Regions from separate parts of the Homo sapiens genome. Here region 2 is linked to region 1. The links are chromatin contacts, found by Hi-C in ENCODE. All regions are on one chromosome and are shown on one strand. Each heading gives the region's core, a stretch centred on a gene start or an enhancer-like site at or near the end of the contact. The rest is flanking DNA. Distances are from core to core; before and after follow the strand shown.

Region 1 (7,392 bases), core at 2,289-4,788:
GGAGTGCAATGGCACAATCTTGGCTCACTGCAACCTGTCTCCTGGGTTTAAGTGATTCTCGTGCCTCAGCCTCCCGAGTAGCTGGGACTACAGGCACGTGCCACCACATTCGGTTAATTTTTAAATTTTCTGTAGAGATGGGCGGGGGGCTGGGGGGGGTCTCGCTATGATGCTCATGCTGGTCTCGAACTCCTGGCCTGTAGTGATCCTCCCACCTTGGCCTCCAAAAGTGCTGGGATGACAGGTGTGAGCTACTGTGCCCCTCCCTTCAAAGACATTTTTCTAATACTGAAATCCGATGCTCACACTCCCCTGTTCAAACTCTACGCAGTTCCCCAATAGGCTCTTACAGGATGCTATCCCAACTCCAATGCCCGGCACCGCCTCCCCTGGCCAGCCCCACCTCTGCCTTCTAGAGACTCTTCCAGGGCTCTGGCCACACCAAGTGACAAGTCCTGGCATATAATGGGCCACTGTATACTCTTTGGGATTGCAGTTCACTCTGCCTGGAATGCTCTGCCACTGGTCCCTGGGGCTGACTCGCCACTGGCCTTCCAAGCCAGGCTGTGGCCCTGGAACTCTCCAGGCACCCAGGCTCATCACCACCCTGTGTGTGGCAACTCCAACCCTCTTGCCATACAAAGCTCCCTCCACCACAGTTACTATCTGGCTCCCTGTCTGCTACTTGTGTCCCTGTCATCGTCCTCTTTGGCCCCCCAGGGCTTGCACACAGAGCCCGGGATAGCAGTTCCATCTTCCGCACACTGCACGTTTGGAGGGGCAGGAACTGCTTTGTGTCTGAGGGCAGCACTGGTCAAAGCCATGCCGGGACATCCCAAAGTCACACCCCAGCATTCACAGACTTGGAGTTCCAAACCCAGGGGCATTGCTGGGGCAAAAACAATTGTTGGAAGAGAAGGGGACCAGGAGCTGTGGATTTTGTAGGGTTTATCAGGAAATGCAGGCAAGCAGTGAAGGGACAATTAGCCATGAAATGGAAGGGAAATGTGCCAGCTTTTGTTGATCTGATAGGAAAGGAGATCACCGGGCCTGCAGCTGCTACTCCTCAGCAGTTTGCAAGGCTGGGAGGAGAATCCAGGTGGCCCCTGTTGACCAAGTGTTAGGAGGGTTGACGTGAGCCACATCTCTTCATGGTTGATGAGGCACGAGGCTGCACCCCAGTATTCTCTGGCCAGGGGCTGTCACCCTGTGGTGCCCGGACAGCTGCCCCCAGGAACAATGGCCTCCTCACTGCCTACCAGAGCCTCTACTGGCTCCAAAGCCCTTGGCCACTCCTGGCCAGTCTCCACTCTTTTTTTTTTTTTTTTTTTTGAGATGGAATCTCACTCTGTCATCCAGGCTGGAGTGCAATGGCACGATCTTGGCTCACTGTAACCTCCGCCTCCCAGGTTCATGTGATCCTCGTGCCTCAGCCTCCAGAGTAGCTGGGATTACAGGTACCCCCCACCATGGCCAGCCAATTTTTGTATTTTTAGTAGAGACGGGGTTTCACCATGTTGGCCAGCTGGTCTCGAACTCCTGACCTCAAGTGATCCACCCACCTCACCCTCCCAAAGTGCTGGGATTACAGGCATGAGCCACCACGCCCGGCCCAGTCTTCACTCTTGATCTGGCTGTTCATCAGTGCCAGGGGCCACCCCTCAGTTCCCTAGTGTACCTGGACCACCCCTCAGTTCCTTTTTCGAGGACTGTGGGTACGATGACTAGGACAGCAGGTACAAGATCGATGGGAATGGGCTTCGAAGAGCTGGTCTTGTGATAAAGAAATATGATGGTCAGGTGGGCTTGGTGGCTCATGCCTATAATCCCAGCACCTTGTGAGGCTGAGTGAGGAGGATCACTTGAGCCCAGGAGTTTGAGACCAGCCTGGGAAACATAGCAACACCCCATCTCTACAAAATATAAAAAAAAATTAGCTGGGCACTGTGGCGTGCACCTGTAGTCCCCAGCTACTTAGGAAGCTGAGATGGGAGGATCACTTGAGCCCCGGAGGTCGACGTTGCAGTGAGCCAGGGTTGCATCACTGCACTCCAGCCTGGGCCACAGAGTGAGACTCTGTTAAAAAAAAAAAAAAAAAAGATATATATATATATATATATATATATATGTATGTGTGTGTATATATACATGTGAATGATGATCCCTTATTAAAAAATAAAAATAAGGCCGGGTGCAGGGGCTGACATCTGTAATTCCAGCACTTTGGGAGGCTGATGCAAAAGGATTGGTTGAGGCCAGCAGTTTGAGACTGGCCTGGGCACATAGCAAGATCCCATACAAAAATTTTTAAAAATTAGCTGGGCATGGTGGCGTGTGCCTGTGGTCCCCAGCTACTGAGGAGGCTGAGGTGGGAGGATGGCTTGGGCCCAGGAGGTCGAGACTGCATTGAGCAATGACTGTGTCACTCTACTGCAGCCTGGGTGACAGAGCAAGAGAGCCCCCCCAGCACCCCCTACAAATTTTTTTTTTAAAAATTAAAAAGGCGCGGTTCGAGAAGAGCTGTAGTCGTCCCAGAGCTACAGTGCAGGTGATATCAAAATGCAGGTGAGAAAACTGGAGACAGAATACAGTAACGGATACAGGTGCCCCTGAAAAGGTGCAGAGGCGCTAAGGACGCAAGCAATCCTGAACGTTCCAATCGTTCGTTTTAAAGTTGTCCTGGCCAACCCGTGAAGCCTTGTATGAGGAAATGTTTCAACGAGGGCGCCTGACGCAGTCCCCGAGGCCAGAAAACACCCAGGTTTAGATACGGGCTCTGACCCGCACCTGCCACAGCCAAATCCCTCCCCCTTCTGAGCCCGATCCCGTGTTGTCCTCCAGGGGTAAGCAAAACACCTGGCAGGGCTGCCTGAAGATTAGGGAAACTGAGGAGACGCGGCAGGTGCCCAGTATTTATAGTTTTGTCCCCAAACGGGGGAGTTATTTGTAAGCACTGGCTACTACCCCCGTCAATCACCTAATTGTCCAAAAAAAGGCAAACGGAGGGAATGCGCCGCAGCTGAGCACCGCGCAGGCCGCAGCTGAGGTGCACACCCGGGTGTGCCCTTTGTATTGCTGGAAGCGCTGGCGATCATAGGGGCAGAGGGCTGGCGTTGGGGCGGCCTGGGACCCACCCGGCCCCGCCCCCTCTCAGGCCCCGCCCTCCCCCTCCTCCACCGGTAGGGGGACCTCGGCCGGCCTGGGAGATCGGGGCGTAGGGGGAGGTGGGGGTGCATCCGCGAGCCCTAAAGGTCATGACCCTATGGGGCGTCTCTGGGTCGTCGTGGGGGATGGGCGGGGGGGGGGGTCTCCCCGCCACGGGAGGTCTAGAGAGCAGCGGCGGCGGGGCGGGGCGGAGTGCAGAGGCGCCGCCGGCGGGGCGGCTTCGGGAGGGCGCGGCCCCTTTAAGACGCCCCGCCGGCCCCGCCCCCGAGCCCCGCCTCCCGCCGCCCACGTGACCCCGGTCTTGTGACTGGGCCCGGGAGGGCGGGGGAAGCCCGCGGCTCGCGCCCGCCCCGCCCCGCCCCGCGTCTGCCTCAGAGGGGCCCGAGCCACCCGGTCCGCCGCGTCCCCGCCGCCGCCGCCGCGTCCCCCGCCGGGGCCGACCGAGCCGAGCCGGGCCGGAGCGGCGGGCGCGGCCGGGCCGCCATGGACCACAAGCCGCTGCTGCAGGAGCGGCCGCCCGCCTACAACCTGGAGGCCGGCCAGGGCGACTACGCGTGCGGCCCGCACGGCTACGGCGCCATCCCCGCCGCGCCCCCGCCGCCGCCCTACCCCTACCTCGTCACAGGTGGGCCCGTAACCAACTTTCCCCGCCGGCGGCTTCCGAGGTGGCAAGCCCGGTCGGGGGACGTGGGTCCGGAGGCGGGTGGGGCCCGCCCGGGGGTCCTTCCTGGAGCTGGAGGTCCCCGGGCTGGCTTCGGGACCCGGCGCCGCCGAGGGCCAGCCTCCCCCCCGGGGCTCTAGTCCTCGGGCCCGTCGTAACCCGGCGGGGCCGGATCCCTGCCCCAGATGAACTTTGTGTCACGAGGCGCTCGCTGTTGGCAGATTAGCGCCGAATCAGGCCCGCGGTGGCCGTCCCGAGGGTGGAAAAGACCGGGGGCTTTTTTAGCGGGGTGGAGGTTGAGGGGACAGGATGAGTAGTCCCCGTGGCGGTCCGATTTCTCCTCCCTGCACCCTAATGACCTGCTTTCCCGCCCACAGGGATACCCACCCACCATCCCAGGGTCTACAACATCCACAGCCGGACCGTCACCCGCTATCCTGCCAACTCTATCGTGGTCGTAGGAGGCTGTCCTGTCTGCAGGTGAGTGGGTCTGCAGCCTGGGGACTGGCCCTGGAAGCTCTGAGGACCCCCGCCCTAACCCCCAGGACCTCACAGCTCTGCTTGTGGGAGTGGGTCCGGCTTGACTTGGATCTTGACCAGAGCCCTTTATGGGAGGGACAGACAGGCTGCCCGAATGCGGTGTGGGAGAGTGCGGGTCCGCTCACCCTTGGCTCTGAACACATTTTGTGGGGGCAAAAGGGTGGATTCCTTTTCCTAGATCTTGGGGCATTGCACCCCAAGTGATTGGGATGTAGAAATGGTAACAACGGGACTCGTGGTCCTTTCGTCTTTGTTCTGGGACTTGCAAGGAATCAGGTGTCTGCTTTTTCCTTCACTTTCCGCAAGTTTACTCTGCAGTTGATCGTCGAAGGTGGTGGAAGGTTTCATTTTCCCGGAAGGGGCATTTGGAAGTAAGTGCACCAGCAGGACAGACCTCAGTGGGAGAAGCGACGGCCGTAAGAGCTGCTTTATCCAAAGTTGGCTTGAAACGCTCTTCCACGAGCTGGACCAGGATGGAAACCCCGTGTTTCTTTGAGGCAGGAGTTATTTTTTTCATATCCTCGCATTGGACCTGCACACGCTTTTTGGTTTTTATAGGGCCCCGAGGTGCAGCTAGAGGCTTGTTTTGTGGAGGTTTTGAGGATTCACATTTAAATAAGGATTAATTAAATATAAACCCTTGGCAGCTGGGGGTGTTCAGATTGCTTAGAAAGTAGGGGCAGAGTTGGCCGGGACAGGGTTTTCAGCTGTGTCTCGGAGGAGGAAGTTGAAGCCACTGAGATGGAATTAAGAAACCCTGGTTTGGACTTAGACTTGATTTCAAAAGTGTGTGTGTAAGGCCTAGAGTGGAGTCACGGGGAAGTGAGTGATTTCAGAGCCTTAGCAGGCAACTTCCTGGGAAGGAAGGGCAACCTAGAGGTGGGGACAAGAGGCTGGGACCTCGGGGGCAGGTTGTGGCTGCTTGCCTGCACAGGGACCCCGTGACAAACCCTAACTGGGACGTCAGTTTGACACAGTTGGTCACCACCCAGCAGAAACATTAGCCTTTGGAGTGAAGGTGGAGGGAGGGCAGGGTGGGGCGCTGGCTGCCTTCGGGACATAGTTCTCTCCCGGAGCTGCACCGGGTTGGGGGGCTGGCAGAGCTGTGTGAGTGTGAAGGCACATGGAGGGGACTCAGAACATGGAGGAGCAGAGGGTCTGCCTGCGTGTCATTGTCCATGCCCTGCCATCCCGGTGTCCAGCCTGCCGGAGGAGCCGGGTTCCGGTCCTGGTCCTGCCAGGAACAGCGGGGCTTGTTTCCCCACCTGGGACGTGGGGGTGTCTGGTGAGGTGTCTCTGAAGCTCTTAGCTCTTCTCTGCCCAAACCCCTGAACTTGGAGAGGTGAGAGACCAGCGGCAGCGAGGGATGGGCCAGATATCCCAGGGCTGGGGGGCGCCGAGGTGGTGGCGCAGTTGCTGTCGGTATGGGGGCACTGGCCCTGCCACTTCCCCTTCCCTAGGTGGGAACTGTGTCCCTGCGGAGGCCCATGGCTTCCGCTAACCTGGAGGTGCTCTCCAGTTATGCAGAACCTGGAGCGGGGTCAGACTGTGCTCTGCTGGGAAGGATCTTGGGCTCGGCCCTCAGAGGCTGTAGGGGTGTGGGGTCCTTGGTTACTTAATCACTGCTCTCTGCCTCTGGGCAGCTGCACCAGGCAGGGTGGAGGCTGGGTCCTCTCTGGACAAGGTTGGGGGGTCCTTAGTCCTTTAAGTTGGGACCAGAGCACTCTTGGATCCTGCGGCGACCCCTTGGGTTGCAGCCAGGCCCTCCCAGCACACACGTCCCTGCGCTCTGCCCGTGGTGCCTTGGATGCTGGAGAGTGGCTCTGGCTCCCCGAGGCTTTGCCTCTGCAGCTGCATTGGGCATGGGATGGGCCCCTGTGCCCTGTGGCAGCCAGAGGGCGAGCAGGGGGCTGGGTGCTCTGCTGCTGGCGTGGGTGGGGTGTGTGGTCCCTGGGCCACTCCTCTCTGCGAGGAGAGTGGAGACGGTTCCCTGAACACACAACACACACGTCTGGCCGCTGCCTGGCGTCTTGGCCCGGGAGACAGGATACCACTCACATGACCACACTTCCTCCTGCCCCAGGTCCAGCCCGCCGGGCTCTGTCCCCCTCCCTGCCTGGTGGCATGGCAGGAATTTGCCCAAGTCACACATCTGTTAGTCCTTCTGAGTGAGGCTTGGCCAGAGAAGCCCGTGTCCCTTGTGGCTCTGCTGCCCTGGCCAGGCCTTCGCTGAAGCTGCCTGACTCCATCTTCCCTTTCTAGCCGTTTATGAGGAAGCATTTCCGCAGCCTGGCGGCGGATATGTCCCTGCTCCTCCCACCCTCCTGCTTCACCCCTGCCCTGCCCTGCCCTGCCCTGCCTTGCCCTGCCCAAGGCCTGGGCCTCCCTGAAGCCAGGTTCTCCCTTGCCCAGGGAGGCCAGTCATTCTTTGCTGGGGGTGTGGTTGTACCTAGGTGCAGGATGAGGTAGCTGCGCTGGGAGGCTCTCCTGGGCTGGAGCAGAGCCTGCGTCCTGCAAGCGGGGAAGGCAGGAGTGGGGAAGGCCCCTGGCCTGCACCAGGCCCCCATGAGTACTGGCTGGGCTGTCACTGGGTATTTAGTTTTGGGGGTGACCAGAGAGAGAGGAAATCCTGGAAAGGATTTCACTTTTCCTAGGGAAGGTGAAAAGAACAGCTGTGGAGGGCGGATGTCGCTCAGAGGTCCAGGGTGCGGCTCAGTGGCCAGCGTGGAGGCTGCCACGGCCCTTGGGGGGCAGAGGTGGGCTGTGGAGGGCACGGGGTGGTGACTGTGGAGCCCGGGAGGGGCTGGAGGGGAAGGAGCCTGTGACAGCCTTGGGCTTCCAGACGATGGAGGTGGAGGGGCTGCTCCCTCCTACCACCTGTGACCTGGAAGCCAGAGCTCCCCTGGTTGAGGAAGTGGCTGAGTTAGCTGGGATGGCTCTGCCCATATGTATGGCCTGTGGGCTGTCCCCGTCCTGACAGTCTTGGCCTGAGGTGTGGGGGCAGCGGATGGGCCGGAGCTTGGGCC
Region 2 (7,392 bases), core at 2,261-4,760, 4.8 Mb after region 1:
TTTGAAAAGAACCAAGAATTTTCTAAAACGGATGAAAAATATCTATCAACAGATTCAGTAAGCCCAGGGGACCAAGCAGGATTGTTTAAAATGTTTTTTAATTTTTTATTTTTTTAGAGATAGGGTCTTGCTCCATCACCCAGGCTGGAGTTCAGTGGTGCAATCATAGTTCACTGCAGCCTCAAATTCCTGGGCTCAAGTGATCCTCTCCTCTCAGCCTCATGAGTAGCAGGGACTACAGGTGTGAGCCACTAAGACAAGTTAGCTTTTTTTTTTTTTTTTTTTTAATTTTTGTACACACAGGGTCTCACTATGTTACCGAGGCTGGTCTTGAACTCCTGGCAAGCAATCCACCTGCCTTGGGCTCTCACAGTGCTGGGATTACAGGCATGAACCACCAAGCCAGGCCTGATTTTTAAAAAAATCAGTCTCTATTCAAGAGATTTGCAGGAAAATGATATTGTAGGTAGAAAATCAGGTTTTATTTAGGACAGGTAGATGAAATTCAGAAGAGGTTAAATATACAGGGAAAACTTTAATGAAAGGTTATTTATGTATTCCAAGGCTTGCAGAAGATGGGTTTTAGAAAAGTATAAAACCTGCCAGACATGGTGGGTCATGCTGTGGTGGGTCATGCCTGTAATCTCAGCACTTTGGGAGGCTGAGGCGGGTGGATCACCTGAGGTTAGGAGTTCGAGACCGGCCTGACCAACATGGTGAAACCCTGTCTCGACTAAAAATACAAAAATTAGCTGAGCATGGTGGCAGGTGCCTGTAGTCCCAGCTATTTGGGAGGCTGAGGCAGGAGAATCGCTTGAACCCAGGAGGCGGATGTTGCAGTGAGCTGAGATGGCACCACTGCACTCTAGACTGGGCGACAGAGCTAGACTCTGTCTCAAAAAAAAAAAAAGTATAAAACCCATCTGGGAAATTGAGTCAGATAAATAAATGTACAGACAGGATATGAGGCAGAATGGAATTCATCTTGATATTCTCTTAGAAGAAATGGGTAATGAGTTTAAGGTGGGTGTGTGGGGCCCAGAGGATTGCTCCTTTGCACTTCCTGCTAGTGTGCTAGCAGAGGTGAGTGAAGGACTCCTCAGGAGAACATGATCTTAGACAATGGAGAATGCATATAAGGGCCTCCTCTATGGGTGCAGAACAATGCAGTAAGCTGGTAAGGAAGGAATGCTTTCACCCAGAGGGGGAACTGGGGACTGCCTCATTGCAGCTTTGTGATGTTATAGTAACTGGCGGCCTAGATGAGAAGAGGCCATCCCTTCCTTGATGTACCCTGACTCTCAACTCAAGTCCATTTCTGCCACCTGCTCCACCGCCATATCACAGACTGAGCCATCACTCAGAATGGCTGCACCCTGAATTGTAAATATAAACGTTCCACTTTCTGACCCCCACCTCCTGTGTTTCCAGCTCCCTCACTTAATTACTCCCTCTACTTCTCTTCACTCACCTCTTAGAGGAGTCTTCACTTTCTGTCCATGTATCAGTATGATATCCTTTTCTCATTTCCCACTGAGTCCTTAGAGTCCTTGGCCCATCACTTCAGATACTCAGGAGCTTAGCTCCCTAACCTACTGCCTTTCCATTCTATTAATATATGCCTGGCAAATTCCTATCCCAGACGAAGTCAACTTGGTTATCTCTGTACCTACATCTGATTTACTGACTGCTACTTGAGAAAATCACACAACCGGGAAGATGGGTACCATTCTCCCTACATATTTTCAAGCACAATTGTATAGAGGTACAACACAAAACTCACTGTAATAAATTAAAACAATACAGCTATGGACAGAGTAAAAAGTTAGAATTCTCCATCTTTTCCCCCAAAACCATTCCACAAGACATCTGTTATTAACAGTTTGGCATAGGTTCTATGCATGCACTATTGTCTTAAAGCTAGATATATACACATATATGTACATAAACACATATACAACATATATGAAATCAAATGGACAGCTAGAGCAGAATGGACAGTTGCTAAGCAACTTGCACTTTTTCTTTTTTACTTAATAATATGTGTTGGGAGCCAGCCATGTGGTGTATGCCTGTAGTCCTAGCTACTTGGGAGGATGAGGTGGGAGGATCAATTGAGCCCAGGAGTTTGAGGCTGCAGTGAGCTAGGATGGAGCCACTACACCCTAGCCTGGGTGGCAGACCAACACCCCGTGTCTCAATAATAATGATGATAATAATAATATGTCTTGGAGGACATTTCTTCTTAGTAGGTACAGATATACTTTATTCTACATAATGCCTCATTCGCTTAGTCACTCTAGGTCATTTACTATTTTTACTATGAAACAAAGTTATAATGAATATCCTTGTACATCCTCCTGAACACATGTGCAAGTATTTCTCTAAAGTAGATCCCTAGAAGTAGAAATGCTTGGTTAAAGGGTACATGTATTTAACATCTTAATAAATATTTCTCAATTACCATCCAAAAAAGAGACGGGTGGGGGGTCTCTACCAAATTGCCCTCCCAACCGCCTAGGAGCGTTACTACCCTCAGGTAGGACCTCCTCTTTCTTTCCCTAGACATCTCTCTCCCTCATTCTCCACATAACGTATCTTTGCTCGAACCTCCTACTGCACCAACATCCCCATCCCCACTCAAACACGCACATTCTTGGTAAATATCTCACCAACTATTTGTAGAGAAAAAAAGAGGTCAACAAAGGCAAATGTTCTCAGCTTCCTACCCCCAAACCTACAAAACCTAATGTCTATCCCCTTCCTGTCTTCCTTCCCTACTCTTATAACGGCAGTAGGAGGGCAGTCCTTCCTGTTGTCTAAAGGCAATCCTGGTTGAGAGGGTCCTTACCTTCACAAAGGGCTGACTACACTGACCAAAGGTCTCAGCTTCCACTCTTCCCTCCGCTAACCTCCATCTATTTTCTGCCCTCACGGCTCCATGGAAACCTCAGGCTCACCTTGGGCAGAATCCAGCTCCTTATCTTAGGTGACTAGTGCCTACTCCCTACTTCTGACAACATTCTTCATAATGCCAGTCTGCTGATTTTCCTCCTCAGGCTCTCTGGCACTTCTTTCTCACTCCTCCACTCCTCAGGTACTTCTTGTCCAAACCTTAAAATCTGAGTTTGGGGTTTCCGATCTGGGCCTTGTGCTCATTCCCCCTGGGAGATGTCACCCATTCCCCACGTGCAGCCACCATCACCCTCTGTTTTCTCTCTAATCAGCGTCTTCAGCCCTGATCGCCTACAAGTCCGAATTTGACTTCACTTTCTCGCATTCTGCCCCGCCTTCCCTCCACTCCTCCCCAATCCCGAAACCTAGTCCCTCCTCCGGGAAGTCTTTCCTGACTCCTCCCCCTTCTAACTCCCCACCGACGGTCTGTGTCCGCTGCCACGCGTGTCCAGTACCTCGCAGACCTGAGGAATGTAGTTCTCCTTGAAGTAGTTCTTCAGCCTCGGGTTGGCATTGCGTAGCGAGGCCATGGCCCAAGGCCTGACGGAGAAGCTGCGATAGTACCCTCCCCGCGCTGGGACTAGGGGCCGGGCGCGTGCGGGCGTTGTCCCGGCAACCAGGGGGCGGGGCTGGGCGTGGCACCGCCCCGCGCTCCGCTGCCAGGGGCGGGAGGGAGGAATGGTTGCTTCACGCCCCGGGGGAAGAGACGGGAAGCTCGGCTCTGGGTTGCGGGCCCCGGCGTCTCCGCGTGGGGCGCACCGTCCGACCCCCCCCTCCCGGTGTGCAGCGCCCCGCACCGCCCCGCCTCGCCTGGGAGAAGCCGCCGGGACGCGCCGGGCTGGAGTGGGCGGTTATAGGCTTTGAGCTAGGCCGTTTCCGGGAGGCGGAGCTCAGACCCCATTTCCTTTCTCCACATCCAGGTCAGGTGGCGTTTGCTGTGGCGGCTAGGCCCGCGTGCGCTGGAGACCTCCGCGCTGGCCCCCGCGAGCCTCCTGCCCTGGCCCGGCGCTGCGGCTCTGCCGCGGCGGCAGCATGGGTGGCCCCCGGGGCGCGGGCTGGGTGGCGGCGGGCCTGCTGCTCGGCGCGGGCGCCTGCTACTGCATTTACAGGCTGACCCGGGGTCGGCGGCGGGGCGACCGCGAGCTCGGGATACGCTCTTCGAAGTCCGCAGGTGGGACCCCGGGGTTTCCGGCAGGTGGGCGGGGACTGGGCAGGGGGGCTCCCCAGGCCGGGGTGGTGGCTTGCGTGTGCTCGGGGTAAAATGAGGAGCCGAGCTAGAGGGAGAGGCAGTACTTGTGTGAGTGCAGGGTGCTGCGCCGCCCCCGCCGCCCCTTTGCTGACTATACTGGTATGAAAACTTGCCCTGGCTTTCCTGCCTGAGCTCCGCGTCACAGCGGAGGATTAGATTTCTTAAAAACCTGTTGATGGCCTCTCATTTTAAAGCTTGCTCCGGGCCTTTGTGTAACTAAAGGGATTCTCCCGATTGTGGAAGGGCTGTTGAGGGGCCCAGAGCCATAGGTCAATCTCTGCTTGCAGGTGCCCTGGAAGAAGGGACGTCAGAGGGTCAGTTGTGCGGGCGCTCGGCCCGGCCTCAGACGGGAGGTACCTGGGAGTCACAGTGGTCCAAGACCTCGCAGCCTGGTGTGTGTTTTGGAAATGGGAACAGTTGTCTGCGCGAGACACACCCTCCCAGCGGACAAATGCATGATTCGGTTTCTGTCCAAAAGTTGATCGGTACATTAAAACCCTCCAAAGGCATGTTTCACATCATGGAAGCTGTTAGGGAAATAATTTAAAATATCATATCTGCCATCCAAGAAACTCCTGTCCACAATTGTAGAAGAGAGCTAAACAGCTTCATTGTTGAATAAGCACAAACTAAATTGCCTCACACATCACGGGCAATTTGCTAATGGGATAGCAGGAAGAATTCTAATTCCTTTAAATGTAGCTGGACAGATAGAACCGATTTCATATTACATACGTGTTCTCAAGATAAAAAATAATTTGTCCTTAGGTAAGAGGACTTGACAGTACCATTTGCTACATGTAGTTTATCCTGAATTTACTGGTAATTGGGGTGGTTGTTATCTAATTGCCTTTATCCAGAGGAAAAATAAAAATATCTTTATGATGTGGAACCAGGTGCCCAGGCTAAAAACTCACAGAGTTGGGGAGATTGGGGATCTATCTTCCTGGAAGAGTAGGTTTCAAAGAGTACGCTTTCGAACAGTAGGCTCCAAAGCTTTTAAGAAAGTCTTTCTTGGGCTGTAAAACTGGCCAAATGCTTATTTCACTTTTAAAAAGATTTACAGGCTGGGTGTGGTGGCTCACACCTGTAATCCCAGCACTCTGGGAGGCCAAGGCAGGCGGATCATGTGGTCAGGAGTTCAAGACCAGCTTGACCAACATGGGGAAGCCCCATCTCTACTAAAAATACAAAAATTAGCCGGGCTTGGCGGTGGGTGCCTGTAATCCCAGCTACTCAGGAGGCTGAGGCAGGAGAATCACTTGAACCCAGGAGGCAGAGGTTGCAGTGTGCCAAGATTGCACCATTGCACTCCAGCTTGTGCGACAGAGCAAGATTCTGTCTCAAAAAACAAAAAACAAACAAAAAGATTTACATTTGTATCAAAGAAGCAGAAAAAGGAGTTTTGTTTTGTTTTCAGACAGGGACTCCCTCTGTCACCCAGGCTCGGTGCAGTGGCGCAATCACAGCTGCAGCGGCGCAATCACAGCTGCAGCCTCCACTTCCCTGGGCTCCTCCCACCTCACCCCACTAAGTAACTAGGACTACAGGTGCACACCGACACCTGGCTAATTTTTCCAATTTTTTAGGAGATGAGTTTTCACCATGTTGCCCAGGCTGATTTGAACTTGGCTTAAGCAGTGCTCCTGCCTCAGCATCCCGAAGTGCTGGAATTACAGGATTGAGCCTCCTCACCTGGCCAATAAAGGATTTTTAATTACAAGTTTGCACGAGGGAATGCTTTAAGAAAAAGGGAGTGGAAGGGGAAGGTCTCTCTCACTTTTGCCACTAGGTATAATTCAGCTTTTTTTTTTTAAAGATTTGTATGTACCCTTACTGTATTAGTCCATTTTCTGTTGCTTATAATAGAATATCTGAAACTGGGTAATTTATTAGGAAAGAAATTTATTTCTTAGAGTTATGGAAGCTGAGAAGTCCAAGATTGAGGGGCCGTAGCTGGTAAGGGCTTTCTTGTTGTGGCATAGGGCATCCCAAGGCCAGAGGGGCAAGTGTGTTAACATGCTGACTCAGGTCTCTTGTTCTTATAAAGCCACCAGTCCTGCTCATTAATCCATGAATGGATTAATTCATTCATGAGGACAGACCCCTCATGATCCAGTCACCTCTTAAAGGCCTTACCTCTCAATACTGCCACATTGGGAATTAAGTTTCGACATGAGTTTCGCAGGAGACATTCAAATCATAGCATTTACAAAGCCTAATTTGTTGTCTTTGCCCATGTCAGAGATATTTTTGTATAAGTACATTGGGAAGGTGTCCTGGACTCAGATATCTTCTCAGTTATACTGACTCAATCTGATGAATGTGGACAGTCTTTTAAACTTAACAGTTCCCATAATCATCATTATCTTAGGTAAGGCAGCTTAAAAAATAATTTGCTCACAGTCCCTTCTTCCTGAAGCTACTCCTTTATCATTGAAGAAGACTTGAGAAATGCTCATTTCATCATCAATATGGTTTGGCTTTGTGTCCCCACCCAAATCTCATCTTTTTCTTTTTTTTTGAGACGGAGTCGCACTCTGTCTCCCAGGCTGGAGTGCAGTGGCATGATCTCAGCTCACTGCAACCGCCACCTCATGGGTTCAAGCGATTCTCTTGCCTCGGCCTCCGGAGTAGCTGAGATGACAGGTACACACCATGTGCCTGGCGAATTTTTTTTGTATTTTTAGTAGAGACAGGGTTTCACCATGTTGGCCAGGTGATGTGCCTGCCTTAGCCTCCCAAAGTGCTGGAATTACAGGCATCAGCCACTGTGCCCGGCCCAAATGTTATCTTGAATTGTAATCCCATAATCCCTACATCGTGGGAGGGACCCGGTGGAAGGTAATTGAATCACGGGGGCAGTTCCCCTCCCCTCCATGCTCTTCTCGTGATAGTTCTCAGGAGATCTGATGGTTTTATTAGGGGCTTCCCCCTTTGCTCTGCACTCCTTCTCTTTCCTGCTGCCTATGAAGAAGGAAGTGTTTGCTTCCCCTTCCACCATGATTGTAAGTTTCCTGAGGCCTCCCCAGCCATGTGGAACTGTGAATCAATTAAACCTCTTTCCTTTATAAATTACCCAGTCTCGGGCAGTTCTTCATAGCAGCATGAGAATGGACTAATAAAGTCATCATCACGCTTAGATTTCAGAAGATGATCTTTTGTTTTTTGTTTGTTTTGTTTTTGTT

What was found. Hi-C counts contacts between places; a loop is a spot of excess contacts on that map. Pooled maps may share reads with other maps.
Region 2: a loop to region 1 is called in a map of CD8-positive, alpha-beta T cell, with 5 times the contacts of the local background. The contact joins the promoter of FBXL13 here to the promoter of BRI3 in region 1. A Hi-C loop is called at or near these places in 2 of 168 maps with a recorded cell type or tissue (CD8-positive, alpha-beta T cell and naive thymus-derived CD4-positive, alpha-beta T cell) and 6 of 50 pooled maps.

The regions. Positions count from the first base shown.
Region 1 is chr7:98,278,148-98,285,539 of GRCh38, forward strand. It overlaps BRI3 (brain protein I3), which reads left to right and starts at 3,539. Exons shown (of 3, transcript NM_015379.5): 1 at 3,539-3,790; 2 at 4,204-4,306. The coding sequence starts at 3,649. RefSeq lists an enhancer at 2,370-3,354 and silencers at 3,051-3,560, 3,691-4,030.
Region 2 is chr7:103,071,286-103,078,677 of GRCh38, forward strand. It overlaps FBXL13 (F-box and leucine rich repeat protein 13), which reads right to left and starts at 3,511. Exons shown (of 21, transcript NM_001394494.2): 1 at 3,411-3,511. The coding sequence starts at 3,485. ARMC10 (armadillo repeat containing 10) reads left to right here and starts at 3,855. Exons shown (of 7, transcript NM_031905.5): 1 at 3,855-4,126; 2 at 4,492-4,596. The coding sequence starts at 3,988. RefSeq lists a silencer at 3,442-4,281 and an enhancer at 4,552-4,601.